Regions from separate parts of the Homo sapiens genome. Here region 2 is linked to region 1. A link is a loop called in an ENCODE intact Hi-C map of the cell type or tissue named here. Cell type or tissue: ascending aorta. All regions are shown on one strand. Each heading gives the region's core, and the rest is flanking DNA. Links, peaks and the distances in the headings are about the cores only. Region 1 overlaps PPM1H (protein phosphatase, Mg2+/Mn2+ dependent 1H). Region 2 overlaps PPM1H (protein phosphatase, Mg2+/Mn2+ dependent 1H).

Region 1 (15,533 bases), core at 4,607-12,606:
CTTTCTGAGGACTCCATGAGTTCTTGGAGCTCCTTCTAGATCCTGGACTGGGATTTTCTCTTTCTTCTCCGCGTACCCCTACGCAGAAATTTCAGAGTACTTCTGTGGCCATTACTTCTCATTTTCTTTCTTCAGATGCTTTTAAAGACTGGTGTGGGTAACACCTGGATACTTCGTAAACAAGGTCAGTCACTAGCAGAAACATCAGATTTCTTTGGCTGGAAAGAGCACACAGAGAAGCCGCCATTTCAGGGAGGAGAGCAGGAGAGCCACAAGGGACTCAGAATTTTTCACATTTAGAGTTGAGCACTTCTTGGCTAGAAGGGAGCCAGTCCAGCCTCCCAGCAGGGCAGAGGGCCCCAGGCTTTGCTTTGCATCACTTTTTTTTTTTTTTTTTGAGACATGGCATCAGGCTGGAGTACGGTGGCACAATCTCGGCTCACTTCAGGCTCGACATCCCAGGATCAGGTGATCCTCCCACTTCAGCCTCCTGAGTAGCTGGGACTACAGGCGCATGCCACCACACTGGCTAATTTTTGTATTTTTTGTAGTCAGGAGGTTTTACCACATTGCCCTGGCTAGTCTCAAACTCCTGGGCTCAAGTGATCCTCCTGCCTTGGCCTCCCAAAGTGCTGGGATTACACATGTGAGCTACTGTGTCTGGCTGTGTCTCGTGTCTTTATCCCCTCTGACCCTTGCCCTCAAAAAGGTGTCATGGTTTCATTTCTGCTTAATGTGAACTCTGCCTACCTTCCGAACCAAGGCTGGCTTCAAAATTCACAGCCCTGTTGACAGTCTAGGATGAAGATGAAGACAATATATTAAATTGCAGTGTTTCTTAGCATTTATTTACTTCATCCCCACTCATAGGAGGTAATTACTCTTATCACCCAGGTAATAGAGTGAGGATTCAAGCTCAGGTCTTTGAACCATTTCACTACACCGGATATATTTTTTATGATTAAGGGTTAGGACACTGCTTTCTTCCACCCAGGATGACTTTCACTCCATCCCTCTGTGTCGCCTGTCTTGATGCAATCCACCTTTCTGTGCTAAGTGCCACCTCCTCCGTGGAGCCTTCTCAGTAGAATTTTTACCTCCTCTAAACTTGCATAACCCATTGTCTATGTGTTTTTCAGTACTTAACCATATTTTATGTGTTATTAATTACACATCTCCCTCTTATCTCCCTTACCAAGTTTCTTTTTGGTTTTTTTATTTGTTTGTTTGTTGGTTTGAGACTGAGTCTCACTGTGTCACCCAGGCTAGACTGCAGTGGCATGATCTCAATTCACTGCAACCTCCACCTTCCAGGTTCAAGTGATTCTCATGCCTCAGCCTCCAAGCAGCTGGGATTACAGGTGCCCACCACCATGCCTAGCTAAATTTTGTATTTTTCGTAGAGATGGGGTTTCACCATGTCAGCCAGGCTGGTCTCAAACTCCTGACCTCAAGTGATCCACCTGCCTCAGCCTCCCAAAGTGCTGGGATTACAGGCAAGAGCCACCGCACGTGGCCCCAAGTTTCTTTGTAGTAGGGACGAGGCCTTAGACATTTGTGTCCCCAACATATGATGTAAGTACATAGTAGGCACCCAATAAATGTTTGGGTAAATCAGATCTTCAGCATAACAGGAGATATTTAAGCTGACTGTGTAGGCATTGGTGTAATAGTGTTACTTCCTTACACCATTCAAAAACAGTTCAGGATGAGGTCTCAGCCCTGAGGCCTCTGTGTAGCTATGTCACAGCACTGGTGACATTTTGTTCCTTTCCACCCAGAGGGAATTTGTGGAGATCTTAGCAGGATAGGTTATAGAGTTGATAAGTTTCTTTTCTCCAGCCATAAAACATAATAGGTGAACTCTGGGAGGGCAAGAGCTATTTCTGATTTTTTACACCTTTTACTAGTACATATCACAGGACTAAGGACATAGCTGGTGTTGAGCAAATACTTGTACAGTGGATATGTAACAGAAAGATTGGTGGGTGTGTGGATGGGTGGGTGGATGGATGGATGGATGGATGGATGGATCGATCAATCCTATTGGGTTTGATATGAACTGATTTCTGCAGCTGTAGACGTCACGCATGCATTGGAGTTAGTTTATTGGACATCCTTCCTTCCAGTCTCCAAAAAAAGAAAGCTGAAAAGAAACAGCAGCAACCTGTCAAGCTTAAGATAATGGATAGAAAAAGCACTCCTCAAATACAGAAGTGATTTTGGTGAGCCCTTTCTTGGTAAGAGCTATCCACGTATGTTAGCAGCAAGGGGCCTGGAAACATATCTGGGCAGGAGGAACTGGAAAATTGTTTGGTTGTTCCTAGCCCAGGCAGCTGCACTGGAATGGGATGCTTTCACTGTGTGCGTGTTTCTGATGACCCTCTGCTTATACTCCTAGGCCCGGGTAATGGCAACTATTGGAGTGACCAGGGGACTTGGGGACCATGACCTGAAGGTGCATGACTCCAACATCTACATTAAACCATTCCTGTCTTCAGCTCCAGAGGTACCGCATGAGGTTTTTGTTTATATTTTGTGCAATAAAACATTTTCGGCGTTATTCCTCCTGTGACTCACACCCCATATCCAGACAGTAGCCAACTTGTATTATATGTACTTCCACTGTATCTCTCACGTCTGTGTCTTTTTCCCACTCCATTCTCACTTTGACTCTTCTGGTTCACACCTTCATCACCTCTTACCCAGATGGCTGCACAGCCTCCTCCTGACATTTTCTAAGTCTGCCAATCCATGCTACTTATTGCAGTCAGGTAAATTTTCCTTAAAAACTGACTCCTAATTGCTCAGAAACCTTCAATGGCAGCCCAGGCATGGAGAGTAAAGCTCAGACTCCCATTCACTTGGTGTTCAAGGCTTATTATAATTTGGTCTGGACTTCTCTGATCTTTGTTCTCCTGCACCAGCCAGAATGAACTTGCTGTTTCCCTTACATGACCTTAGGTTTCCCATATTTGCTTAAACTATTCCTTTTGCCAAGAATGCCCTTTCTCCCCAACTCCAAACATCCAAATTCTTTTTTTCTCTGGAGTTTAGCTTAGATGCTTTTTTATGGAGAGTTCCCTGATTTCTTCCTTGCCCAACCAGAAGTAATGTCTCTCCCTACTTGGGATATACATAGAGCACCTTCCACGTACAGTGTTTTCACTGTCTGCCTTCGGTCACAGTTGTTTTGTTTTGTTTTGTATTTTGAGACAAAGTCTCGCTCTGTCGCCCAGGCTGGAGTGTAGTGGCATGATATCGGCTAACTGCAACTTCTGTCTCCTGGGCTCAAGTGATTCTCCTGTCTCAGCCTCCCGAGTAGCTGGGACTACAGGCACACACCACCATACCCAGCTAATTTTTGTATTTTTAGTAGAGACAGGGTTTCTCTATGTTGGTTAGGCTGGTGTTGAACTCCTGACCTCAAGTGATCCACCCGTCTCAGCCTCCCTAAGTGCTGAGATTATAGGCGTGAGCTACCACACCTGGCCTGATCATAGTTATTTATGTATACCTTATCCCCTCGTTAGACTAATTACCTGAAGAGCTTCTGTCATTCAGCTGATGTTTAGAGAAGTTAATTTACAAACAAGTTGGTCATATATTTGGTTTAAAAAAAATCATGTGTCTTACCATATAGGAAACAGTATCGATTTCTATGTTGACTTTCTGGATATATCATTTAGAAATTTTTTTGCTTCCAAATTTGGAAAAGTCTAACCGATAGTATTAGGTTGGTGCAAAAGTAATTACAGTTTTTGCCATTTTTTTTTTTTAATTACTTTTGCAACAGCCTAAGAGTTTAAAGGTAAATTTTTCTCACCCAGTAAGAAGGCTGAAATCTGGTGGCTGCTGGCGTTGGTTCAGCACCTCCATTGTGTCAGGGCTGTAGCGTCTCTGCATTTCTTTGACTTTCCCTTCATGGTTACAAGGTGGTGGCAGTAGGTCCAAGCCTGACATTTCTATGCAAAGATGGAAAGGAGGGGCAGCCTCTGTCCCAACAGATATTCACTTGCCTCTCATTGGCCAGAACTGTGTTACATGACCTTCTAGCTGCAAGGGAGTTTGGGAGAGCAAGAGTTTTAACTCTCCCAATTTCGATAGTAGAAGGAAATCAGGAAGGCATAAGTCAGGAACCAATAGCATTTACTACAATGTGTAATTAAGGTTTTTTGTTTCTTTTTTTTTTTTTTTTTGAGATGGAGTCTCACTCTGTTGCCCAGGCTGGAGTGCAGTGGTGCAATGTTGGCTCACTGCACCCTCCACCTCCCAGATTCAAGTGATGCTCCTGCCTCAGCCTCCCAAGTAGCTGGGATTACAGGTGGGCACCACCATGCCTGGCTAATTTTTGTATTTTTAGTGGAGACAGGGTTTCACCATGTTGGCCAGGCTGGTGTTGAATTCCTGAGCTATAGTGATCCACCTGCCTCGGCCTCCCAAAGTGCTGGGATTGCAGGCATCAGCCACTGCGGCTTGCCTGTAATTAAGCATTAAAATAATTCCTTGGACTGGAAATGCTCAGAACATTTAGACATAACTCTATTTGCATGTACTTCCCAAGAGCAGGTGCTGTTTTAACAAAGACTATTTTGGTCAGAGGAAACAGAAACTTACTAGAGCTAACTCAAAAAAAAAAAAAAAAGTACTGCAAGAAGGCCGGCTATGGTGGCTCATACCTGTAATCCCAGCACTTTGGGCGGCTAAGGCAGGAGGATTGCTTGAGACCAGCATGGGCAACATAGCAGGACCCTTGTTCTTACAAAAAGTAAAAAATTAGTTTGATGTGGTGGCACATGCCTGCCCCAGCTACTCAGAAGGCTGAGGTGAGAGGATTGCTTGAGCCCAGGAGCTCGAAGTTGCAGTGAGCCATGATTGTGCCATGACACTCCAGCCTGGGTGGCAGAGTGAGACGCTGACTCAAAAAAACAATAGTAATAATATTAGAAGAGATATTTATGGTGTCCATGAGCAGAATGATTGAACAGCCAGGCTTTATGGGAAAGTGGTTTTGAAATCAAGGCAGCCCTGCAAAGCCTCCACAGCGGAAAGCTCTCAGCCCTCACATGGAGTTCTGCCACTGATGTGGCCAACCACATTCTTTATGGCTCTGCTACCAATCAGCCCAGTTTCTCACTCTCCCAATTCCACATTTCCGGAGAGGAGTCTGGTTGGCCCAGTTCACCTTTTATATCAGACTAAAGTGACTTCCCAGCCTGTGTATTTGTCCCTTCAGATTATATGTCCACTTCAGTACCCTTTATGGGCACAAACAGTCACCTAGACCCACCACTTTGGCGGAGCTGTGAGCCAGGGAGTGGTTTCCTTAGGGTTTTTTAGAGCTGGGCTGGCATCCATAGTACATGTAGATAAAAGGGACTAAGAAGCCACTGAAAGAGAAAACTCTAGTAAATGTTGGGCATGGAAGATACACACATTTCCTGGTATCACCCAGGATTTCAAGTGAGGTCAGCTCGGTAGAAATAATAATTACCATTTGTCAAAATTCTGCAAGTGTTCTCTCTTGAGTCCTCATAGCAATTCTGCATAATGAAGACCATGACTACATTAGGTGTCCAAAGTTCCCCCTAGAAGCTGGTGGATTCCTTCCCAACATCAGGATCCGTGAATTACTGCTAAAACTACTTCTCACCAGAGAAGAGCAATAAATGTCGGACCTCCAACTCTCTTTTTGAATGCCATTGAGCACAGGGCTTGTAACTGGACTCGTGGACTTTTCTATTCTCCCCCTTACAAGAGAGGCATTTGTCAGATAACTTAAATGTTGCCTTCACCTTTCTACTTTCCAAAAAGCATCCGTAAAGGTCTTGATTTTGCTCCTTAAAGCAAAGTAAAAACCTCCTTCTCCACCTCCCTTTCTCACATTTACTTTTTATATAAAATGAGAAGCAGCAGCTCCACTTGGCTTGAAGGAGAGTGCTCTGTATGCATTAGATTTTAGATCTTCCAATCTCTCTGCTACTGCAGATCTCAGGAAGGGACTGTAGGTTTAAAACTTGGGCCTGCATGGAAGAGTCCCTGAGAACTCGGTAAGAATCCCAGGTGGTTGGTGAGAAACCTTATGTCACCTCGCTGAATGATACTGGTTTGTAGGACACTGAGTTGGTCACTTCAGCATTCGTGGGAGTGGAGAGGATTTAGAATGAAACTGTCAACCTCTGCAAAAATTTAAATGCTCTTAGAAAAGTTCTAGAGTTGAATAAAGTGTGGCAGTTTCAATAATAATAAAACTAATTGTTATTAACTACTTAGTCTGGGTGAGACAACATACCAAGTTTATTTTTAATTGACAAATAATTATGTATATCGATGGGATATAGTGTAACGTTTTGATATATGTTTACATTATGGAATGACTAAGCTAATTAACATATTCATCACTTCATATACTTATCATTTTTTGTGGTGAGAACTTTTAAAATCTACTCTTAACAATTTAAAAATACACATTATTATTAACTGTGGTCATGCTGCCATGCAATAGATCTCTAAAACTTATTCCTCCTGTTTAACTGAAACTTGGTATCCCTTGACCAACACCTCCCTATCTCCATGCAACAAATTAAGGTTTTTACAGGACACATCTCATTTAATCTTCACAACAACACTGTGAGGTAAGTATAGTTATTATACCCAATTTACAGATTGGGAAATTGGAACCAAGGAAAGTAAAATAACCCCCAAAGTTATACAGTTAATAAGTAGCAAGCTGGTACTTGTACCCAGGTCTATTTAATTAGATCAGGTTCTGTAGGGGAGAGAAGCCAAATTCAAGGAAATTTATTTGGTCAGTGTTTAGGGACGTACCAAGTACTGGTTCAAGGGGCTCTGATGAGGGTGCATTTGTCTTAAACCTAAGAGAGCAACTTTGTCTTGGGACCTTGGGGGCCAGAGTTTCCCAGAGAAATACTATTGGCCTCAGATTGAAGTTGTGGAAAATGATGGTATAGTAGAAAGGGTAATTGGGAAAGACAGTAATGGCCTTTGTTGTGTGTGCAAACCGAGACCAGACAGAATTGTGCAAAGTAACACTGTGCACCTATAATTTAGCTTAATGGGTATGTAGTGCGTCTAAGATTCTCTTGCACAAGATTAAAATTGTTGTACATGTTAAATGTTTCCAGATGGAGAGGCCTCCACCAGAGCCAGGAAGGGGTGGCGGGGGGAGGGGGTGGAACTGTTAGAAGGGAAGCGGAAGAGCAGCTTGAATTGGCTACTATGGAGGAGAACACAAGGGAAAAAAATAGGTACAAGGAACCCCCTGTCCACAATTTTTGGAGCAGGAACCCCCTTTCCCTGGGTGGTAGTGACAAAAGCATTCCCATGAGAAGTGGCCTCTGTTGGGAGCCTAGAAAGCTCGATTAACATACTGAAACCACCTAAGGAAGAATAACTGACCCACTTCCTCTCTCATTATCCCATCCTGGGCCCACCTTCTTTCTGTGACTCCCTAAGAACATTCCCCTGCTATGTTCTGTCTTTGCCAGGCGTGGATCTTTATTTCACATTTGGGTTCTAAATTTCAAACCCAGCTCAGTCTGGTAGTTTTAACAGTTGTAGGGGGCTGGGGGTGGAATGTGTTTGAATTCTGAGAAAAAGTGCGCAAAAATCTTCTTGGAAATCAGCATTGTTCCCATTCATCATTGTGGCTCCTAATTTGATTTGATGAGTTAAATAGAAATAAATCAAAAACATGTGGATCAAATTTATGTTAAAAAAAAAGAAACTCACAGGAGTTTAAAAATTAGTGAAGGGTTTCTAGCCAAACACATTTTCAGTTTCGCTGAACACAAGGCGCTGGAAAAATCTCGAGTTTGCCAAACCCAAAGAGCAGCCGCCAGGTTTGCTGAGCTTCTCTCAAACCTTCCCCAGTCTAAGGCAGGGATTTCTGGCCAAGAACTGAATTCCAAGAGAGGCCCTCACCACCAGTCGAGCACAGGCCTGTTGTCTGGAGGTGTGGGTTGAGTGTAGGGGATGTTTTGACTCCCCTCTAGCCTACAGTGCCTGGTTTTTTCTGCCTAACAGCATAGAGTGCAGCCTCTCCCCCAGCATAAGGAAAATGTTCCCAGCCAGGTCCCCCATCCTCTTGCTTAGTGAAGTTTGCCATTAAACTTTTTTATACTGTCCTGAAAGAGTTCAGTGGAGAAGGATAGGATTTGTTAACTCAAACGCACTGGAGCCCAGGCTCTCCTCACATTCTTCTTTCTCAGCAATTCTCCCAGTCCCAGTCCAGCACACATCTCCTGTTCTGTAACTCAGACAGCCCAGCACAGGCTGGCAGCCCAAAACTCCAGATGTTCTCTGTGCCACACCCCTTCTTGGCCAGTGACAGGCCCTCCGTAGAGCTAGGATTCTTCTTAATTTCACCCTTCTTTCCAGCCTCCACTCAAAGACTGTGCTGTTGCCTTTAGCCCCATTTTGGGCTCTTGGAGAAACAAGGCCCTCTCTATTTGGGGCCAGTTTGCGGAGCCAGCTCTCTCCTCAGCTCAGCAAGCCCCCTTTCCGCCCCTGCTAGACTGAACCACAGGGGCCCAATTTTATTTCTGCTTCATTTTTCCTTTCCTTGGTTATCAAGATTCCTATCAGGTATTTTTTATAACTCCAGATCACTTATTTAGCTCACTCTCCATTTTCTAAAATCTAGATTTTCTTTTTCTTTTATCTGAAACAGCCTTCTTTAAAAGAACAAAGACCTTAGACTGTAGTATCTGAATTCCAACCCAGCACCAGTGTTACCAGAGGACTGCACAAGCAATCACAGCCTGTCTTTTCTCTTCCTTAAGGTGGGGTAAAAATCCCTATGTTGACAAGTTGTTAGGAAAAGCAAATGAGAACATCAGTGAAATGAGAGCATCAGTGAGAACAAGATGTGGTACGTGGTCAGAGATAGTAAATATTAGTCTTCCTTCCCCACCGGCTTCTGGAGGTCTTCACACTTAAAGATTCCTTGTATTCACTTTCATATTAATAGAGAATGGGCCAGGCACAGTGGATCACACCTGTAATCCCAGCACTTTGGGAGGCCAAGGCGAGAAGATCATTTGAACCCAGGAGTTCAAGACCAACCTGGGCAACATGGAGAAAACCTTGTCTCTACAAAAATAATAATAATAATAATAATAATAATAATAATAATAATAATAATAATAATAAATAATAAACTCTCCCAAATGTAGTATCTATAAATAATAAATTTATAAATAATAAATTAGTGGTACCTGCCTGTAGTCTCAGCTACTGGGGATACTGAGGTGGGAGGATCACTTGAGCCTGGAAGGTTGAGGCTGCAGTGAGCCATGATTGTGCCACTGCACCCCAGCCTGGGCGACAGAGAAAGACCCTGTTTCCCACCACCCCTCCCCATGAAAAAGAGAGAGAATGAAGGCCAGGCACAGTGACTCACGCCTATCATCTCAATGCTTTGGGAGGCTGAAGTGGGAGGATCACCTGAGCCTAGGAGTTCAAGACCAGCTTGGACAATATAATGAAACCCTGTCTCTACAAAAAGTTTAAAAATTATCCGGGCATAGTGGTGCACACCTGTAATCTCAGCTACTCAGGAGACTGAGAGGCCAGAGAATCACTTGAGCCCAGGAGTTCAAGGCTGCCTTGAGCTATGATCACACCACTGCTCTCGAGCCTTGGTGACAGAGTGAGACCTTGTCTCTTAGAATTCCTACTTTTTTTGGGATTCCCCCATTTTCTCCCATGAAAACATGAATAATATTTAACATGTTTACATCTTAACATTTATAATCTTCTGATTCTGGGTGACTTTTTGTTCCCAAGCCAAAATCCCATTTGGAGAAAGAACATATTTTGTTGTATTTTGTGCTTTCTACAGTCTGGCCCATTCATAAGAAACAATATTGGTGCATACTGACATGGGAAAATGGCTGTGCCATCTGAAGTGAAGCAGAACATGATTGTTCATACAAAGAGAGTGATGATATGCAGAAAAAAGCATATATGCATGGCCGAAAGTCTTGAAGTTTTAAAAAATGGTAACAGTAATTCTATTTGGAAGAGGAAGAAAAATTTGTTTTAAAGAATTTCCTGGACACCTCAAAAAAACCTGGAGGCCATATAATATGGTGGTTAAAAAACTTAGACTGGTAATCAGTCTTGACTTCAAGCTCTATCGTTGCACTTGCTAAGTGACCTTGAAAAAGTACTTCCCTGGATCTCAGGTTCCTGTTTGGTGAAAAAGAGGACAATAGAGTTGTTATACTAAGGAAACCAAGGAAAAAACTGAATGACATATGAAGTACTTAACAAAAAACCTGGCATAATAAATATTAGTTCCTAGCTCTTCTTCCTACTCCATTACAACCACAAAATTTCAGTGGTTCTTTCCATAGGTATCATGAGTCCGGTGGTGTTTACTGAGTAGAGCACTGGGGAACATATCTTCAAGGAATTCAAATTTGTGGCTAGTTAGATGGTTAGCCAAAGAAGGATGAGCCATAAAGCATGTGTTTCCTGCTTTCTAAGGGACTAGGGGATTTGGATATAGGAGGGAGAAGTATATCATCTAAAGAAAAAGAGATAGGACAATTTCTTTTTTTAAAGAAAGGAAGAAATCGTCTAGTGTGAAATAAAATTTGCCTTATGGGGTCATTTGAGTTTGAAAGATTAGCTTGAAGGGCTGTTAGCTCTAATAAAGCTAACTGCCCCAGAGGTCCTTGAACTGGACCTAAGGCAGTAGATAAGGTCTTCAGCAAGAGGAATATCTTAGCCGTAACCATGGGAGATGGGGGAGCTGCAGACAGGGCAGTCATTGCAGGACTGAGACTGTGGCAGTGAGGAGCCGAACTGGGGAAGGGACCGTGGAAACTAAAAGGTGGCATAATGAGGCAGACTGGATTTAGAGGATGAAGCCAAGTAAAATTTAAAAAACAAGACTTCGCTTTCCAGACTATGTGAAAGGAAGAATGGTGGTACTTGTTGAGGTCTAAAGAGGAAAAAATATGCTTTTTTGCCGTAAGTTTTCTGAACCAATTAAAAAAATAGACACTGGAGTCTGGGGTCAAAATAACTTTATAACTAATAACTAGTATAAAGTTAGATTGGTTTGGTTAAGGTTTGGATTTGAGACCAAAATGGAGTTCTCATTCCTCTCCTCTAGCCCCCACATCAAACCCATGGAATAGCTGTGGGCTCTCATCTCCCAATCCCAGAGCGGGAGGGTCTTCCTAGTATTTACCTGCTGGAAGACAGGAGCAGAGGGAACAAGCACCACTTACAGACAAATAGGGACCAGAGAAATAACTCCAGGGAGTTCAGTGTCCCATGTTTCATCTTTCCAGTCTTATTGGGATAGAGGGCATACAAGAGTTATATCCCAACACAATTCCTCTATGCCTTTTTTGGTTACAAAACAAACCTCCTCCAAAACTTAGAGGCTTTGCAGAACAATTTCTGATTCTCTTTCATAGTTCTGTTGGTTGACTGGGTTCAGCTGGGTGGCTCTTCCTTAGGACCTCTCACATGGCCAAAGTCAGATGTGAGTTGGGGCTGGGGTTGTCTGAAGACCTGTCTGGGCTGGAAGTCCAAGATGGCTTTCTCACATGTTAATGTTGGCTGTCAACTGGGAGTTTAGCTGAGGCAGCACTACATGCCTCTCCAGGTGGTTTTGACTTCCCAGAACATAGCAGCTGGATTCTGAGAGGAAATATTCTAAGAGTGGGTGGTTTAAGAATCCCAGATAGGCATGGTGGCACGTAGCTATAGTCCCAGCTACTTGGAGGCTAAGGTAGGAGGATTGCCTGAGCCCAGGAGCTCAAGGCCAGCCTGAGCAACATAGGTGATACCCCATCTTGAAAGAAAGAAAGGAAGAAAGAAAGAAACAGAAAGAAAGAGAGAGAGAGAAAGCAAGAGAGAGAGGAAGGAAGTAAAGGAAGGAAGGGAGGGAGGGGAGGGGGAAAGAGGAAAGAGGGAAAGAGAAAGAGAGAGAGAGAGAAAGGGAGAAAGAGAGAAAAGGAGAAATGAAAATAGTCCCAGGCAGCATCAGCAAGGCTTCTTAAAACCTAGCCTAAGAAGTCCCAGAACATCATCACTGTCACATTCTGTTGGTCAAGGAAATCTCTAAGGCCAGTCCATGTTTGAAGTTAGGGGAATTGGATCCACCTCTTGATGTGAAGAATAACATGCTTGTACAGGGAGGGAAGGAATTGATGGCAGTCATCCTGGAGACAGACACTGTATCACAGCCTTCCTGTAGAATTGCCCTCCCTGCTGTGCAATCTTGAGGGTGAAAGTAATAATCATCTGTCTTTCCAGGACTAAGTAATATAAGTTGATGAGTTAGCTGTTTAGCTAATTAAGAAAGGAAATCTACTTTGCAGTGTAAAGGCATATTTACAAAGAAGCTAATTAAACTTAAGTACTGGGGACCTGCGCTCAGATCAGACCCTGTGAGTTCTGATTGTTGCCGGAAAATGTAGACAGGCTGTTCCAGATGAAGAGGAGGAGCCGGGTTGCAATCAGGAAACATTTATGTAAACATTTCTCAAAGGAAAGGGACCTCAGCTTCCAGGGTTCCAGTAATATGTTGTAATTTTTTTCTCATTAATAAACATTCACATTAGTATCTAAATTTGTATTCATAATTACTTTTGCATTCTTGAGAGCCCCCAAAATTTCATAAACCTCAGACCTCACAAAACATGTATCCCCCTGCAAAAAGGGAAAATGGGGAGTTCTAAGGATACTTTGTTAGGCTAAAGCATTCATATTTGACAGCTTTCTTGATCCACTCTCCAGTCCTGCATATCTGTAATATCTCATACTTCTGTGTTCTCAATTAGCATGGCACACCCTTGGGGGCGATTTGCCTCCCCCAACCACCACCACCACTTTGAATATTTTTGGGGATGAAATCACATTAAGAATATACAGGTGGCCAGGCATGGTGGCTCATGCCTGTAATCCCAGCACTTTGGGAGGCTGAGGCGGGCAGATCACGAGGTCAAGAGATCAAGACCATCCTGGCCAACATGGTGAAACCCCATCTTTACTAAAAATACAAACATTAGCTGGGCACGGTGGCATGTGCCTGTAGTCCCAGCTACTCGGGAGGCTGAGGCAGGAGAATCACTTGAACCCACAAGGCAGAGGTTGCAGTGAGCCGAGATCTCACCGCTGCATTCCAGCCTGGCGACAGAGCGAGACTCTGTCTCAAAAAACAAAGAGTATACGGGCTGGGTGTGGTAGCTGCTGCCTGTAATCACAGAACTTTGGGAGGCTGAGGCAGGCAGATCACTTGAGGCCAGGAGTTCAAGACCAGCCTGGCCAACATGGTGAAACCCTGTCTCTACTAAAAATACAAAAATTAGGCATGGTGGTGCATGCCTGTAATCCCAGCTGCTTGGGAGGCTAAGGCACGAGAATGTCTTGAACCCAGGAGATAGAGGCTGCAGTGAGCTGAGATCACGCCATTGCACTACAGCCTGAGCAACAGAGTAAGACTCTGTCTCAAAAAGAAAAAAAAAAAGTATGCAGAAGCTACTTTCTTTGAATCTGGTATATTCTCACCTTACATGGGAGAGACTTCATGATGTGGCCTGTCCATCTCCATCTCTAACTCTCAGGTCTGGCTATAAAAATCAGTTGTGTGCATCTGTGTGTCATTTACATGGCTTGTTCTCATTTGGCCAATGACTTGAGATTTGCCAACCAGCTATTTGAATAAAACTTGAGATTTACTCTGACACACACCAAAAAACTAACTTAGCAACTCACAATAATTCATGGTCACACAACAGAAACCAACCTGTATGTGTCAAACATTTCCTCTCATTGGAGATTGTTGCCCTCTGATCCCCTCCTGAAAAATAATAATTTCATTTGGATGTTTCAGCTAAATATGCTATATCTTTTTTATATTTATTGCATTAATGCATATAAGAATGTTTAGAAGTTGGTTTCAAAAATGCAAATCCTGGGCATGGTGACTCATGCCTGTAATTCTAGCACTTTGGGAGACCAAGGCAGGAGGTTGGCTTGAGCTCAGGAGTTTGAGGCCAGCATAGGCAACATAGTGAGACCCTGTCTCTAAAAACAACACAAAACTTAGCCAGGCATGGTAGTGTGCACCTGTGGTACCAGCTTCTTGGGAGGCTGAGGTGGGAGGATCGATTGCTTGAGCCTGGGAGGTGAAGGCTGTGGTGAGAAATTGCACCAGTGCACAATTGTCACCACAGCCTGGGCAACAGAGCAAGACCCTGTCTTTGAAAAAGAAAAACTGCAAATCCCTGGAATCCACTTCCTGAAAATCTGAATCACTAGATCTGGGATGAGTTCTGAGCATTTTTACATTTTGGATAATTCTGAAGTAAGTGATCCAAAGACCACTGTTTGAGAAACAGATAATGTCACAGGATCCTTACCGTGTTGCTTCACCAGCCGGAAACCACTGTGGCTGGTGGCATCTTTGCCCAAGTTTTGCTTGGGCCCGCTGGGCCTGTTCTGCCCACTCAGCCTGGCAGGCTGCGCTCAGCTTTTGCTACTGGCCCAGACCCCATGCCTGCCAAGAGTGAGCCAGGCACAGAGCAGTGAGGGGTGTGTGAGCGAGTAAGCAAGTACAGGGTTCGGCCACTACACACATCCAGACATACCACCTTTGGCACCCCAGCACGGCTGAACCAGGCACACCACAAGCGGCTTCCACTGTGGGCACTGGGGAACATGGTGGTGCCTGAAAGCTTGGAGGTACCAGGAACTGTAGAGCCCCAAAGAGGGCATCACAACCCTGGCTCGGGGAGCTCCTAAGTCTGGGTTCCCCAAAGGGCCATGGCTCTTTCCTCCTCTCTTCTCTCCTCCTCATTGCCTGCAGTGTGGCAAGAGGGAGGCGTGTTTCAGCACTGTTTGTGTTACAATTCTTTCAGTCCCGCCATTCAGTGGGTCCTGAGTTCTTGTCCCACATCCAGGAAGAATGAGGTACATGGGCAACTGGAGGGTGAGCAAGGTGAAGAGGTGCTTTACTGAGTGATAGTACAGTGCTCAGGAGACCTGAAGTGGGTAGCTTCTTTCCACAGGCAGGTCATCCTGATGAGTGCAGCCCTCAGTGGAGATGAGACCCAAAATGGGTAGCTCCTATCTGCAGGCAGGTTGTCCCATTGTCTCTGTGAGTCTGGCTGAGTCTGGGGTTTTTACAGGCTTCAGAAGGGAGGAAGTGCAAGCTGATTGGTTCAGGGGTGGCCATGAGTGGGCCAGAAAAGCACCATAAGCTCTCACTCCAGGCTGTGGACTCCACCTGGAACTGACAGCCTGGCTCCCATGCTTCAAGTCATCCTTGGCTTGAAGATGCTGCTTTACCGCGGACCTGCCCCTTTCCCCCCAGGAACCTGTGTGCTTCCTGCTGCCATCGACATGTCATCCACGACACCCTGGCTGTCTACATCAAGAGGTGCCTGCAGGCCCACCTTGAGCCACCCTCAGCCCTTCCCCTCGGCCTCCCTCCCATGCTCGGTGGCGACCAAAGTCCAGAGGTGGCTGAGATGGCAGGGAGC
Region 2 (15,533 bases), core at 2,854-10,853, 50 kb before region 1:
GTTTTCATTTTGCGCTGGACCCTGAAGTTACATAGCCCTGCCTACAATGGCCTGGCACCGTGTGCAGTAGTAGGGCTGCAGTGTCGATCAAGACAGGCATGGTTCTTGTCCAGCTTACAGGCTAGCGTGGAAAGCAGACAGTTAAGTAATCAATTATAAAATGTGATGAGTTCTGTATTAAGAGAGGGACCAGGCTAAGGGAACACGTATGGAGGGATAGGGGTCTAACCTAACCTAACCTTGGTGGCTGAGAATTTAGGGAATGAGAGCACCCAGGGAGAATACTGAGACAGAATCCTAGTCCACAACAGCAAAGAAGGGACGGAGAAGTTGGAGAGAGAATGTCCCGGAAGTTAGGAGGGAAACCAGGAGAAGAAGTTGTATCCCTGGTGCCAGGGTTAGGAGACAGTCAGATGCTGCCTGGGAGATCAGAATGATGGCATGCCCAAGGGATGTAGCAACAAAAGGGCCATTTGTTGACTCAGGTGACAGTAGCTGGGTGTAGAGGGAGGCAAGAAGTTAATTTACCTCTGTTTGAGGGATCCATGGGAGGCGAGGGAGTAGATAGACCCTGAATGTAGATTATTATCAATTTCTGAGGCTTAGGTTCTTAGGAAAGAAAAAAGGACATTTCAAAGGTGGAGTTCGGATTAGGAGAGTATCATCTGTTTGGTTTTGGTTTTACTTTGATTTTAAACAGAATGCTTTAGCATGGTTTTGTTCTATGGGCAGAGATCCAGTGGAAAGAGAGGTCAGAAATACAGGAGTGGGAGTAACTGACATTGGGAGAACCCCGAGGTGTGGGAAGTGACAGAGAGGAGCTCCGGTCAGGAAGAGAAGAGGAAAAGATAGCTGAGGAGCAGTGAGTGTCTAGCTGAAGGCCCCTCTTTCCTCTGTAAAATCTACCCCGTGTGACTTGGTTAAGTGAACATCTGCTGCCTTTTAGTTCTTTTCTCTTCGGGCCTCAAATTCAAGGAACAGTTTCTTCTAAGTTCTTTCATCTGCTCCTTTAATCAGCAAACATTCACTGGGCCCCTGCTTTGTGACAGGCATGACCTAAGCCTTTGGCGTTACCAGGCCCCTGAGCTCCTGGCACTCAGGTCCTAGAGGAGATGCTTCCATGGCCTGATTGGGCATCGCTGGCTCTTCCTAGTCCATGCCTGGGAATTCAACTGCAATTCAGGGGCCGTGCAGAAAAAGAGGAAAAAGTTAAGAGTAGCTTTAGGCAAAATCTTGAAAGAGGAGATTATCTTTGGAATTTATCACATAATAACTTTCACTCCAGCTCCCCGAATTCTCAGGGGCCCTCTAGATCCTGTAAGATTAGGCCCAAACCTAGAATTTCCTGACCCCGCCCCCTTTCAAATTCTCCTGTGTTTCTCCATCCTGTCAAAACTCCTACTCCCTTGTTATAGTCATACTCACCTGGTAATTAGAACAAAGACCATTGGAATTAATTCACACTGATTTGTGAATGGTGGATAACACCTTAGTGGGGGTGGGGTAATAGTGATTGCATTTGACAAGTGGCTCCTGTTTATAAGAAGGAATCTTTAACTTGTCATATTTCAGACAGCATAATAAAAGTGATAAGGAGTATTATAAGAGGCCTCATCTTCTCACAGTCAGTTCCCCTAAACTTTTCCATTTTCTCACAGCTTCCACTGTTTTTTTTTTTCCTAGAGTCATAAGTTCTCTAAAACCCCTAAGATTTTTGTCATCACTCCTTCCCTTCCTGGATGCGCTGCCCGCCCCTCCGCCGCCCCCGCCCCGACCCCCCACTTTCCCGTTTCTATGACAGCAGCAACTAGGGCACAGGTGGTGAGGGGTTGGGGGTGGGGTCATGACAGCTGCAGCCATTTATAGGGATTGTTTCCAAGTCAGGAACTGCCTCTGCACTGGGAGAGAGGGATGCCCAGAGGCTTCTTGGCACAAAGAATGCAGCCTCCCTAGAATGAAGGAGGCATCCACTCAGATCTGAGCTGATCGAAGGCATTTCCCATGTTGGTGGCTCCTCACTGAGAAGCATGTCAGGTCTCAGGTCTCTAGCTCCCTGATGCCTGGGAGCTGTTGGGTTCATATAGAATGCAATTCCCCAAGCCACTTCCATTTGTTGTAGAAATGGCAACATTCTGCCACAACCGATCGATAGCTGAAAAGTGGCTGTCAGGAACCACTTTGGAATCAGAAGGTCTGGGAACAGGAGGCACCGCTGGGAATAGACCCAGGAAAGGTTGCTCATGGTTATCGATCCTGCAGCCTCTCCTATAGACATCTGCTTTGGGGAACGCCGTTCCCTCAAAAGTCCTTGACTGGGCAATAGCTCTTAGATACACTTTTTGGAGTGTATGAGTTTCCTGAGCCTTGAGATGAGTGGTTTTGGTTTTTTTTTTCCCCCTGGACCCAGGATATCACCCTAGAAATTCAACAGTGTAGGCCACACATTCTCAGACATCCCTGTGCTTATGAATCACCAGGGGATCTTATTACAATGCAGATTTTGATGCAGTAATCTCAGGGTGGAACCTGAGATTCTGCATTTCTAACAAGCTCCCAGGTGAAGCCAATGCTGCTGGCCCACAGCATCATTGGAGTAACAGGGATCTAGAGCTGCACTGTCAAATACATTCAACACTAGCCATATGTGACCGCTTAAATTTAAAGCTAAGTTCATTAAACTTCAATAAAACGAAAAATTCAGTTCCTTGCCTGCACTAACCACAATTTAAGTGCCTAGTACCCGCATGTGGTTAGTGCCTGCCATATTGGACTGCACAAACAAAAACATTACCATGATCACAAAAGGTGCTATTCGATAACCCTGGGCTAGAGCAAGACTCTGTTGCATCACTCATTCATTCATCCATCCGTCCATTTATTCACTGAGCATTTGTTATGTGCCAAGAAGTATGGTTGGGGCTGGAGCATTAAGGCACACTTCCAGCTAGCAGAAAACATAAACATAAGCTAACTAGAATGCAATGCACTTAAAAGAGAGATGCCTCTCATGTGGTGAGGGATTCAGAGCTGGGAACAGTGAACTCTGCCATGCAAGTGGGAAAACAAAAACATCTCTTGGCATTTCATGTGTGACCTGAACCAAGCAATGGTTGTAACAGAATCAGAGCATTTATGAGATTGGCTACTGACAATGCATTTTCACCATTTCAGGGCCATAATCATCAGAAATGGAGAAATTATCCCCATGTCTTCAGAATTTACCCCCGAGACGGAGCGCCAGCGACTTCAGTACCTGGTAAGAGTCATCTAGGCTTGGCAGAGGGCAGTGGCATCAGGGATGGCATCGGAGCTGTTCTGGAGGAACACGTTGCTACTGACATGGGAGCAGGCTCACCGCATTCAAATGACATATGGTATTAACTCCCCCACACACACCTTCTGGATCACACATCCTGGCTCCGTGTGTGACGACACACTCCACCTCCGTGAATTTATTATTGCGGCTGATTTTCTCCCATCTGTGACCAATTGAAGACATGGTGTGCTCTGGTTTTGTTTTTTTTGTTTTTTTTTTTTTTTAATGGCTTCTTATGTACAATGTGAAATGCAGTTTTGAAAAACACAGATACCTTCTTCCATGGCCCGCTACTCACTTTAACTCAAACAGGGAACTTGGTCTGATTCCCGTTGTGAGGAAGAATCTGCCCACGTGGCAGCTCTGAGGTCTCTGCTGACATGCCACTACTTCATGCTCAGATATGAAGTCTTACAGGCCCTTTGGAAAAGGTGCAGGTGTCAGAAAATCTGTTTCTATCCTGAAAATAAGTTCTCTATGTAGATTATTCTCTTTGGAATGAAATTATGAGCGGGCTCAGTTTTCTGGGAAACAGAATAGACTCACTTCCTTGTCTTCAAATTCCAGGGGCAAGGGTATTAGGCTTAGAATCTTGGTTTAAAGTGACTCTGGTAATCATCCCAGGTGGCCTTGGGGCAGATACCTCTAGGAACTAACCCTGTGAATCATAGTTCTGTGGATGAAATATTTTCTCGCCAACTGGATTTCTTTGTAGACAACACAGCTAAAGTAGTGCCCATCTGCTCTTAGGAAACAATTGATCCAGGCTACTCAAAAAGGACTTTGCATCTCTGCATTTCAGTATTTGTGGTCAGGATTTAATTAATTTGGTTGATTTAGAAAGCAGCTCTGCACTTTCCTTCCATTTCCATGTCTGTGTTTTCATTCATTTTATTCTATGAACTGTGTCACTTTAACTACTTATTTGGTGTATAAGACAGCAGGAATCCAAAATGACTGTAAAAACAGTACTTCAATCTTTCACCTACTGTTGCTTTCTAACCTTTGTGGTGGTGTCTTAAGCTGATAAACTTGAAACCACTACTAGGGAATCCAGGCTTCAGACCTCGTCATTTTCTTTGGTAGTCTAGGCCGGTGGAAAGGACCCCACTGCAGCCTTCAGATCTTCATTCTGGCCCCAGCTGTGTTACCAGCTGGACAGTTTTGTGCAAGTTTCTTAACCTTTCCTGACCTCGGTTTATCACTTGTGAAATGGAGAGCTGGACGATAGGGCCACCAAGGGCCTCTGAGCTGCAAGGATCCCTCCAAGTAGAATTCGTTATAGCTAGCCTCTCTGCCACCTGTCTGGCTTTCTCCACTCTATTCCACAAGGCTATCCAAGTGACCTCATTACCCACCTTGTCACTCCCCTATCTAAAAGCCTTTGGCTCCCTGCAATTTACAGAATGCAGACCGCCCTTCTTGGCCTTGCTGGAATCCTGGCCCCTGCCCACATCTCCAGTCCTATCTCAATGTTGCCACCACCACCACTGCCACCAGGCATCCCATGCTCCAGCCACAGAGAACTACCTTCCATTTCCAGGACATATCATGATTTCTCTGATCTCTGACCCCCATGCCTTTGGAAGTATGGTCTGCCTGGATGGCCTTTTCTTTCTTTTCTGTTAGGAGAACTCCTCTTCATTCTTTAAGACTCCAGCACAAATATCACTTCTTCTGCAAAGTGTCCCCTAATCCTCCTAGGGAGTCAGTCCCCAGTGCTTGTACCACAGCTTCCAGATCCCTGCAGTGTGGCTCTCAGCATATGGTGTTGCTTGTTCTGGTCTCTCCCCCTCTTCAGACTGTGTTCTGGAGGGCAGGCCACTTACCTTAGTCACCTCATATTGCCAGTATTCAACACAGCACCTGGCACAAGGGAGATATAGAACCAGTATCTGTTTACTGAACGAAAGATTTAAAAACAGGCTGGGCACGGTGGCTCATGCCTGTAATCCCAGCACTTTGGAAGGCTGAGGTGGGAGGATCGCTTGAGCCCAGGAGTTCAAGACCAGTCTGGGCAACATGGCAAAATGCTGTCTCTACAAAACAAATCCAAAAAAAAATTAGCCAGGCATGGTGATGTGTGCCTGTAGTCCCAGCTACTCAGGAGGCCGAAGTGGGAGGATCACTTGAGCCCAGAAGGCAGAGGTTGCAGTGAACCGAGACTGCACCACTGCACTCTTGGGGCAGCCTAGGTAAAGAGTGAGACCTTGTCTCTTTAAAAAAAAGAAAAAAAAAATTAAAAACAATATTCATATTGACTTCTAGATCATTACCAAACAGTCCTTTCTCTTCTGCCCTCCGCCCAAACATTTCACAGCAGGGTATGAAGCCTTTGCCTTCCTTGCCTCTATTATATCCTATCCTCACCTTCCGTTGTTTTTTTGTTTTTTGTTTTGAGACAGGGTTTCACTCTGTCGTCCAGTCTAAACTGTAGTAGCACAACCATGGCTCACTGTGGCCTCAACCTCCTAGGCCCAACAAATCCTCCTACCTCAGCCTCTGTTTAGCTAGGACTACAGGTGCACCACCGTGCCTGGCTAATTATTTTTTTCTTTTGTAGAGATGGGGGGGTCTCACTGTCTTGCCAGGGCTGGTCTTAAACTCCTGGGCTCAAGCAATCCTCTCACCTCAGCCTCCCAAATTGCTGGGGGTTACAAGCGTGAGCCACTATGCACAGCCCACCTCCTGCTCTTTATTGAAACCCATTTCCTATTCAGGTTTCTGTTTTCCTACAAGAGGCAATGAATAATAAGTTAACTTTTTGCACTTTCTGTTTTAAAATGATTTCATCTTTTCATGTTACAAGAATGGACCTGGGAGGTTAACTTGGTTGGGGGAAGTATAGGAATGCTGACATTTTCAGATTCCCAAATGTCAGCGGTATATTTTGGGATGGTTGAAATAAGATGCATGTGGCTTCAGATCTCACGTAAGTGTATGTAATTTCCACAAGGAACTTCAGTGACTCCCAATTTCTTCAACAGTAATGGGATAGAAAACTTCAGAAGTCTGTGTAAGGACTAATACATGCCGTACTGTTTTGTGACAGAAAGTACTACTCATTTAGCTATTGTATGAGGAATTAAAGTCTTACCACTACAAATCTGTCTTCATCTGTTTGGGCTGCTGTAGCAAAAAACCATAAACTGGGTAGTTAATAAACAACAGAATTAATTTCTCACAGATGTAGAGGCTGGGAAGTCCAACATCAAGGTGCTGGTAGAGTCAAGGTCTGGTGAGGGCTCTACTTCCTGATTTGTAGGCAGCCGTCTTTTTTTTTTATTTTCTTTAAAAAAAAAAAAAAAATTCATGTGGCAGAAGGCACAAGGATGCTCCCTGGAGCCTCTTTTATAAGGGCTCTAATCCCATTTATGAGGGCTCTACCCTCATGACCTAATCACTTCCCAAAGGCCCCACATCTAAATGCCATCACACTGGGGATTTGGCTTCAACATGTGAGTTTTGGGGAGATACATTCAGTCGGTAGCAAAGATCCCACTGGCCTGCAAACCAGGGTAATTTTTTTCCTCGTTTTTATTTAAGAACCATTTCTAACGTTGCTAAGATTAATGCATAATTTGGTGTCGCCCTTAAACAATCAGTGTGGACACTATTAGTCCACAGAACCGAACCTAATGTCTGAATTTTTAAAAGGTGAAAATGCTGCCCATATCCTTTTTAATCCTTACTCCTAAATCAAATGGGTTACTCTAGTTTATAACTAAAAACATTTCTCCTCAGACATCAGGAGTTTAAATACTCAGAACATAAAATACCCTGAGTTAGAATATTCATAGCATAAAATAATCTTATGGTGAAATCTTTATGGTAAATACTTGAGGGAATTAGAGATTAATAGTGTAAAATCTTGAAAATAGTATCGGCCAGGCATGGTGGCTCACACCTGTAATCCTAGCACTTTGAGAGGCCAAGGTGGGCAGATCACAAGGTCAGGAGTTCGAGACCAGCCTGGCCAACATGGTGAAACCCCATCTCTACTAAAAATACCAAAAAAAATCAGCTGGGTATGGTGGCACGCGCCTCTAATCCCTGCTACTCAAGAGGCTGAGGCAGGAGAATTGCTTGAACCTGGGAGGCGGAGGTTGCAGTAAGCCGAGATTGTGCCACTGCAACTCCAGCCTGGGCAACAGAGCAAGACTCCATCTTGGCAGGGAGGGGGGTGGAGAAAATAGTATCAACTATGAGAGGAAAATAGGAGTGTGATGTGGATTTCTCCCAGCCCAGCCCAGTCATGAGTCATTTGACCTCTAGTTTCCCCTCACACTCTGTCTCTGAATCTCCTTTCTTCCTGAATGAAACGGGTAGCAATACTTCCTTTTAGGTACTCATAACATGCTCAGAAATTAAAACGAAAAGTAACTGCATGGTAATATAAAATACAGTATACTGTGTTATAATTTTAAGTGCGTGTAATCCTACTGATTCATTATTTTAAGCATTCATTCCCTTGAATGATTACAAAATAGTTTAGTACAATGATAGTTGTATCATCTTCCTTAACGTGGCCTCATCAGTTATTAGTCACTGAAAAATTAACAGTGTATTCCTTGTTCTTAGGGTAAATCAAATTTTATATTTAGGGTATATGAAGAAACATCTATGATAGAGTCATTAAAACTTCTGGGTCCCCATCCTGGCTAACACGGTGAAACCCCGTCCCTACTAAAAATACAAAAAAATTAGCCGGGCGTAGTGGCGGGCGCCTGTAGTCCCAGCTACTCGGGAGGCTGAGGCAGGAGAATGGCGTGAACCCGGGAGGCAGAACTTGCAGTGAGCTGAGATCGCACCACTGCACTCCAGCCTGGGTGACAGAGAGAGACTCTGTCTCAAAAAAAAAAAAAACCGAAAACAAAAAAAAACTTCTGGGTCCCTAGCCACTTGCATTGAGCAGATGTCTGCAGTCCCAGGTCTGTTTGACTTGTAGAAATGGTAAATGCTTTTCTTGCTAGTGAAGAAGGTGGTCAGAGTCCTTTCTACATGAACCATTTTGATCCACATCAAAGAGGAATGTTCAGTGTTCTTGGTATGCACAGTCTGGACATTCGGGGATTATGGAACTGGAAGCAGATTACAAGATGATGGATGTGGCAGGCACATTAATTTTGTTTGGTCTTGCATTCTGACCTCAGAGGGCCCTTCATGTGGCTCTCTGGGTAATGTGAACTTTGTTTCATAGATTCTCAGGCAGGGTGATTAATTGAGCAGGCTTGAGGGTTTGACATGTTCACACGGAATGTGGCAGGTGTGTGATGAGGAGTTCAAGGGACGGGCACTCCTGCCTCAGCACCAGGGAGAGCTGATGATCTGCAGTCGTGACTAACCCTTGCTCTTCTGTTGCTGGGTTTTGTTTCTAAGGTCTCCATGGTGATTGAAATAAAATATTTAAGGGGCTTCACCAAGCTGGACAGAATGTTTTGGTGGAGTCAAGGCTCAGATAGGAGGGAAGGGTGTCTGGTTGATGGACATTTCACAACAGATTTTACTGTTCTGATACTGTGGCCTCAAGGAAATCACCCCTACCTTTGCTTCAGGTCACAGCCAGAAATGGATCTCCCTCAGGAGACATCCATAGCCCTGAGGTATGAGAGTGATGGTTTTCCCTCCATTCTGCCGGTACATATTTATAAACTCTGACTTGATTACATTAAGTCGTGCCGGTGTCATCATATCTTCAAATAACATACTTCTGTCCTTGCAGAATAATCCAAGTTTGCAGCTGTTTTTCATCAAGGGCAATGTATAGAAGAGATGAACGTGGGTTTCAAGTACATATTTGATGAACACAAGTGCAACATTATCTGAGGTGATTTCTTGCAATGTCCTTGGAACTACCCCCAGCTCTCAACGCCGAGCCGGGTTCTGTTTGTCTGCTGTTTCCCTGGTGCTGCTTGGCTCTCTGGGATTTTTCCTGCTCAAGAGTTGTCTGCAGAAAAGTATTCCTTAAGCCTGAACCTGCTTTGAAGACAGGAGGCTATAAGTGGGGAGGTTCAAGCGTGCTGGTGGGTCAAAATGACAGGTGCACCACCTTGGCATCCCACCTAACCTTGAGAGCAGGTGGCTAAAGCCAGCAAGCCTGGCTTTATTCAGAAAGAGACAGTTTCAATATCTCCGTGTTTTGCTCCCTGGGAGAATGTCTGAGTCATAAAAAAATCCACTCCAGTCCCACCTACTTCCTCATTTAACCTCCTTTCATAAAATGGCATATGAGGTTCAAATTTTCTAATTATAAAATGGCAGACTAGAAGCTATTGTGGCATTTTTTTCTGTTTACAATAGGTCCCCTGGATCACGTAGAAATTTAAATGTGAACTTCTCTTAAAATCTTCATAAACCAGGCAGAATTTTATTCGTATTCAGTTCTGTAATAGCTTATATATACAAGCTCGGTTCTTGTTACTTTGAGATTTTTGACAACAAATTAAGAACAGAGTTCTTTATGAAAGAATCCAACCTATACATATTTGGGTCTCAGCCATTTCACATTTTTTCTAACCCAAACCAAAATATTCTATTCCTGCACTGTAAATCAGGCAGCCAGCCTTGGCTCTGGAAAAGCTGTCTCATTTGACTGTTAGCGTGACTGTTAGTGATCACCAGTGGTTTGGCTGACATTATTAATTTCATTTCATTCTTGACCTTAGACTTTCTATCTTGATAAATCATCTTGAATTGCAAGGCTTCCAATCCTCTTCTCATATAATCTGAGGAGATTTTCCCCTTCTAAGGGCAAGAAAAAGGAGAGATTACTCAATTAAAAAAAAAAAGTTTTGTATTGTACACGGAAAATTCGTATTTTGATTACTTTCTCTCAAATGCTGTGAGGTCTGAACATTTAAAAAATTAATTAATGTATAAGTTTTAGGTAGAGGATTCTAGTTTTAGTCAGAGAACTTTACAAAAGATTTTCTGTCGTGGAATCTGCCATCTCATTTATCTTATTTAACACATGAGTATTCTTATTTTCCACATTCTGCTGATGAGGGTGGAAATTGGAACAACTCCTTTGAAAAAGAGTTTGGCAGTCTCCCTGAAGTTGAAAGTGCTGTGGTCCAGCAGTGTTACTCCTAAGTGTGTACCTAACAGAAATGCGTATGAATGTTTACCCAAAGACCAGAGCGTGCATAGCAGCACTGTTTGTAACAGCTTAAACGGGAAACTTCCATGTGCCTCCATGTGAAGAGACCACCAAACAGGCTTTGTGTGAGCAATAAAGCTGTTTATTTCACCTGGATGCAGGTGGGCTGAGTCCGAAAAGAGAGTCAGCAAAGGGAGATAGGGGTGGGGCCGTTTTATAGGATTCGGGTAGGTAAAGGAAAATTACAGTCAAAGGGGGGTTGTTCTCTGGCGGGCAGAGTGGGGGTCACAGGGTGCTCAGTAGGGGAGCTTTTGAGCCAGGATGAGCCAGGAGAAGGAATTTCACAAGACCATGTCATCAGTTAAGGCAGGAACAGGCCATTTTCACTTCTTTTGTGGTGAAATGTCATCAGTTAAGGCAGGAACCGGCCATCTGGATGTGTACGTGCAGGTCACAGGGGATATGATGGCTTATCTGAATGCCCCTGGAAAGTAGAATGGGTAAATAAATAATGAAATAATCACAGGATGGAATTAACATACAGCACGGAGAATGAGCAAGTCGCAGTTACACACAACATGGATGAATTTCGCAGACTTAATACCCAGCAAAGAGGGCATCCTGTAGGATTTCAGATGAAGCACAGAAACAGGCAAGGCCAGTCTTGAAGTTGGAATAGTGCCCCTTTGGGGCAGTGACAGTGATTGGATGGGGTGCTGATGATGGGGTGCTGGTCCCAGGATGCTGGTAATGTTCTTTCTTGATCGGGAGGCCAGCTACACAGGTGTGTTCAATTTGTGAAACTTCATCAGCTTGTATGCGTATGAGAAGAGCACTTTACCACATATAATTCACTGAAAAGTTTAAGTAGTTTCACTTTATTTAACTCCATGTATCCTTTCTTTAACTGCACATTACCCTTTGCAGGAGGGGCCATCTTTGGTGCCAATGTCTGCACTCCTGCCTCCTCTCTGCCCCACTCTCTTCTCTCCTAGGATTACCTCCAAATGCCATGCTCTCTCCCACTTCCCTGCCTTTGCTGTGGCCACACTTGCCCTAGAGCTCTTGCCTGACCAACTCTTAAGCTCCTTTGCAGATTCTCTCTGATCCTCTTCAGTGTGTGACCCACTCTGTTCCTTGGTCCCTGTGAATGGCTCCATTTCTGCCCGTAAGCCGCCCTCAGCCTCCTTCACTTGTGTGGGTCAGCTCTGAGCAGAGGGTCCTCTTTTTGTGTTCTTTGAGCCCCAAACCCCTAGTCCCTGGTACTTAGCATATGTAAGGGCTCAAATGTTAGTTGCATGAATTCCTTTGTCTGGATACCCCAAGCCCTGGGACAGTCTCCTTCTTGGCTGACACTACTCACTGGCCAGCTGACCACAAAGCAACAGGAAAAAAAAATTATCAAAAGGAGGAAGAAAATGAGGAAGCATTTTGTATTCCCTAGCAAGCAATTTTGAGTAACCTCAAAGCCCCATCTTTGTGTCCACTGGCAGGCTGGTGCTCAGCCCTCCGCTGGAGCCCTGGTCACCTTAGACTTCTCCCATAACCAGGGCTAGCTTCCCTCCCTGGGGTCTGAGTTCCCTGCTTCCGGCTACCCTTTTTTCCTTGCCCTGCTGAGGTGCTCGAAACTCTCCCTGAGCCCAGGAAGGTGGAGCTCAGGGCCATGTGATCTAGAGTGAGACAGCCTTGGGTGCAGGTTGCTCACCTACTCTAGACTTCTGGCCTCCCTCTTGCCTAGTGAGAGGCTTACTGGAAGGTTCTGGAAGGTGCCTCTTCTTCAGGCTTGTTCCCTCCTGTTATGTCTCCATTCTTCAGGGTACTCAGAGACTTTCTTTGGGATGGAGTTGTTGTATTTTTCCACAGTGCAATGCTCATCTCCCTTCTCTTCCTTTGAAACCAGTTTCTGCTCAGGACTAGAGAGGAGAGTGGCCATAGAAAGACATCCAATTCCCCTACTCAAACTCTGGTGTCCTGCCCTGACACAGTCAGTTGTTCCAGCATCCTTTCCTGAGAGGTGTCCTTGTTCCTGGCCAGATATAACCATGTTTGTAAGTTTCCTTTTTTTAGCTGCTCAGATCACTAAGTGATGAGGATATGTCGTATTCTCTTTAACAAATCTGTGCTCTTTAGAGTCCCTAAGAGTCTTGGTTACTTGCATTTGGTCTTGCTAGGGCAGAGGTTATCAAGCTTTTTCCCCCAGGTGATATTTGTGGCACACACATGAACTTGGGGTATACCTCCGCCCTCTCCCCTCATTTAGTAGCATTCTGTTATGTTTCCTTGAAGGAAAACCTCAAAATTTAGGATTAAAATGGAGGTACAAGAAGAGATCCTTTTTTTTTAATCGGAGGGTGGGCTGGTACACTTTAAATTGCATTTTAAGGCTGGGCGTGGTGGCTCATGCCTGTAATCCCAGCACTTTGGGAGGCTGAGGGGAATGGATCACCTGAGGTCTGGAGGTCAAGACCAGCCTGGCCAACATGGTGAAACCCCGTCTCTACTAAAAATACCAAAATTAGCCGGGCATGGTGGCGCACGCATGTAGTCCCAGCTACTCAGGAGGCTGAGGTGGGAGAATCACTTGAACCTGGGAGGCAGACATTGCAGTGAGCCAAGATTGCATCACTGCATTCCGGCCTGGGCAACAGAGTGAGAATCCACCTCAAATAATAATAATAATAATAATAATAATAATAATAATAATATTTGCATTTTAATATCAACTGCTAATTTATAGGTTTCTCATCTGCAGGCTTATTAAGTGAAGAGACAAAGCATTATTATTTAGGTATTCTTAGGATTGTAAAATAACATCATGGGGTTTTAAAAACCACATGCAGCCATGCACATGTGTTTTTATGGGAAGACATCTATCAATTTATAAGAAGTTAACTAAATCCAAACTACGTGGGTCCAAGATGGTTTTTATACAATATGGGCCTTACTTTTAACTTTTTCAAAAGATTGAAGGCTGTGTTATCTTATAGTTTAAATAATCACTATGTTGTGATTGTGTAGAGCAGGTCAGAATGTCCTGTATTCATTCTTTTAGCAAATACTTACTCAGCACCTTTACTATGTTGGGTGCTATGCTGGGCACTGGAGTGGAGTTAAGGTTTTAAAAATGATGGACACATGGCCGGGCATGGTGGCTCATGGCTGTAATCCCAGCACTTTGGGAGGCTGAGGCAGGTGAATCACCTGAGATTAGGAGTTCTAGACCAGCCTGGTGAAACCCTGTCTCTACTAAAAATACAAAAATTTGCTGGGCATGGTAGCGGGCGCCTGTAATCCTAGCTACTCAGGAGGCTGAGGCAGGAGAATTGCTTGAACCCAGGAGGCGGAGGTTGCAGTGAGCCAAGATCAAGCCATTGCATTACAGCCTGGGTGACAAGAGTGAAACTCTGTCTCAAAAAAAAAAAGTCAGTAAATTATTAGCAAACTAGCAAATTCCTGCCCCAACACTTTACAGACTTTGGGCTTATTGCTTATGGTAAATCCAAAGTAAAATCATTTTGAAGACTCAGGACTCCAGAATGCTGACTTGAGCAATGCTTCCAGAGGCACAGACCAGTACAAATGAAGTAATTCTAGCCAGTCATGGTCACCTGAATTCTGGGCAGGCCCTAAGAAGTTTCCAAATCACCAAGTTGTTTGGCCACTCTGCGTTTGCGGACAAAACATCTCTGCGCTGGCCTGATGGGAATCTGCGGCTTCCACATCCCCGCATTGGAGCCAGGCCCCTGCTCTGCTTGCCTCTTCTCCAGGATTTTGGCTTTCCCTAAAATTATTAGAACAAGAAGCAGTAACGCTCTTCTCAGCAGTCTTTTAAAACTTGCTTTAAACACTGGGTTCTCAAAAAACTAATTTTTAGAGGGTTTTTTTTTTCAAATGAAAGTAATCTGTGTCCAATGGTCAAAATATCCACAATTATGGATACATTAAAAAGAAAACCCTCAGATAACTTTTTTAAATATTTTGATGACTGTACATGTGTAAACATGTGTGCATATAAGACTATATAAACTTTTATGATTGCACAAAAAGATAGACTAATAACCGTAAGTGTTTTCCTCTGAAAACCAACAGGTTTTTACAAATTGTGTGCAGCCATGTATTTTAGCATCTCATTTTTCATTAAGCAACCATATGTTTGCTCTGTTTGTACCAAGTTCTTGAGAAGAGTTCCTTTAATGCCATTAACTCCATAGGGTTTGACATATGCAACAGCAGTAAGTATTGAATGTGGTGGCAAGGAGGTGGGTGGTGATTTTTTAAAAAAGAGAGAGTGGTAAAAATATATCACAGGTACACAAGGAGTACTTATAATTTCTATGGTAAGCATGATTATGACAGAAAATGAATCATGCCACCTGTGCTGTGTCAGTTAGCAACAGAGGAAGAAAAATCAGAAGGATGGAGAAATCTAAGAGTGTGGCATCAGTATCAGTGGGGGGGTGACTATGACAGTATTTCCTCAGAACTAAGACACGTCTTTGTTTTTTTTTAACATATCTGAATTTTATATTTGATTTTTGCTGCCAGCCAGGGGACAGGCATGACATGTCATCTCCTGGACATATGTGAACATCAAAAGGGCAGACACCTGCAGGGGCGGAAAAGATTTCCTCACCCATCACAAGGTCCCCCATAAGAAAAGACAAGATAAACAAGAGAAAAGCATACAAATCTATTTAATATAAGTTTTACATGACACAGGAGACTTTATGAGAAATTGAAGACCTAAAGAAATAGGTAAACTTTGTATATTTTTATGCTTAAGTTTGAGGAAGACTGGACAGTCATGGAGAAATATAATTGGATAAAGTGGGTGTGATCTAATGGGAATAAACTGGGGAGAATTTAGCAAGGCTGTTTGTTCAGATTCTTCTGTATCCCTGTGTCTTCAGAGTTAAAGATGTTTCTTTCCTCTGGATATGGGGCGGGCACCTCTGGAATGAGGATCCTGTGACCTGCTTCAGGGGAGAGGGACAAGGGGAAGTTGAGAGACTTTCCTGTTTCTGCTGTTTCCTCAAATGCCAAGGTGCCATTTTTTGGGGTAGAATGTCCTGAGTCCCAACACACCAAACTTTTGTGGGATGGGTGTCCAGCAGCTTG

What was found. A loop is a pair of places that touch in the nucleus more often than their neighbours do. Peaks named below come from ENCODE experiments on the same cell type or tissue, not always from the same donor. Only the 100,000 strongest peaks of a DNase experiment are listed, where the experiment ranks them.
Region 2: it touches region 1 in a loop (4-fold over the local background); 4 of 110 quality-filtered maps call a loop at or near these places.

What each region holds. Positions count from the first base shown.
Region 1 is chr12:62,676,675-62,692,207 of GRCh38, reverse strand. It overlaps PPM1H (protein phosphatase, Mg2+/Mn2+ dependent 1H), which reads left to right. Exons shown (of 10, transcript NM_020700.2): 8 at 2,402-2,509. Among named protein-coding and RNA genes, the nearest start is that of MIRLET7I, 81 kb to the right of the region's middle. In ascending aorta, for the core only: no CTCF peak of the experiment used is centred there; DNase peaks (open chromatin) are centred at 5,047, 7,187 and 7,867; H3K27ac peaks cover 3,599 bases.
Region 2 is chr12:62,725,225-62,740,757 of GRCh38, reverse strand. It overlaps PPM1H (protein phosphatase, Mg2+/Mn2+ dependent 1H), which reads left to right. Exons shown (of 10, transcript NM_020700.2): 5 at 3,172-3,256. Among named protein-coding and RNA genes, the nearest start is that of MIRLET7I, 130 kb to the right of the region's middle. RefSeq lists an enhancer at 15,160-15,533. In ascending aorta, for the core only: no CTCF peak of the experiment used is centred there; no DNase peak of the experiment used is centred there; H3K4me3 peaks cover 1,462 bases; H3K27ac peaks cover 2,753 bases.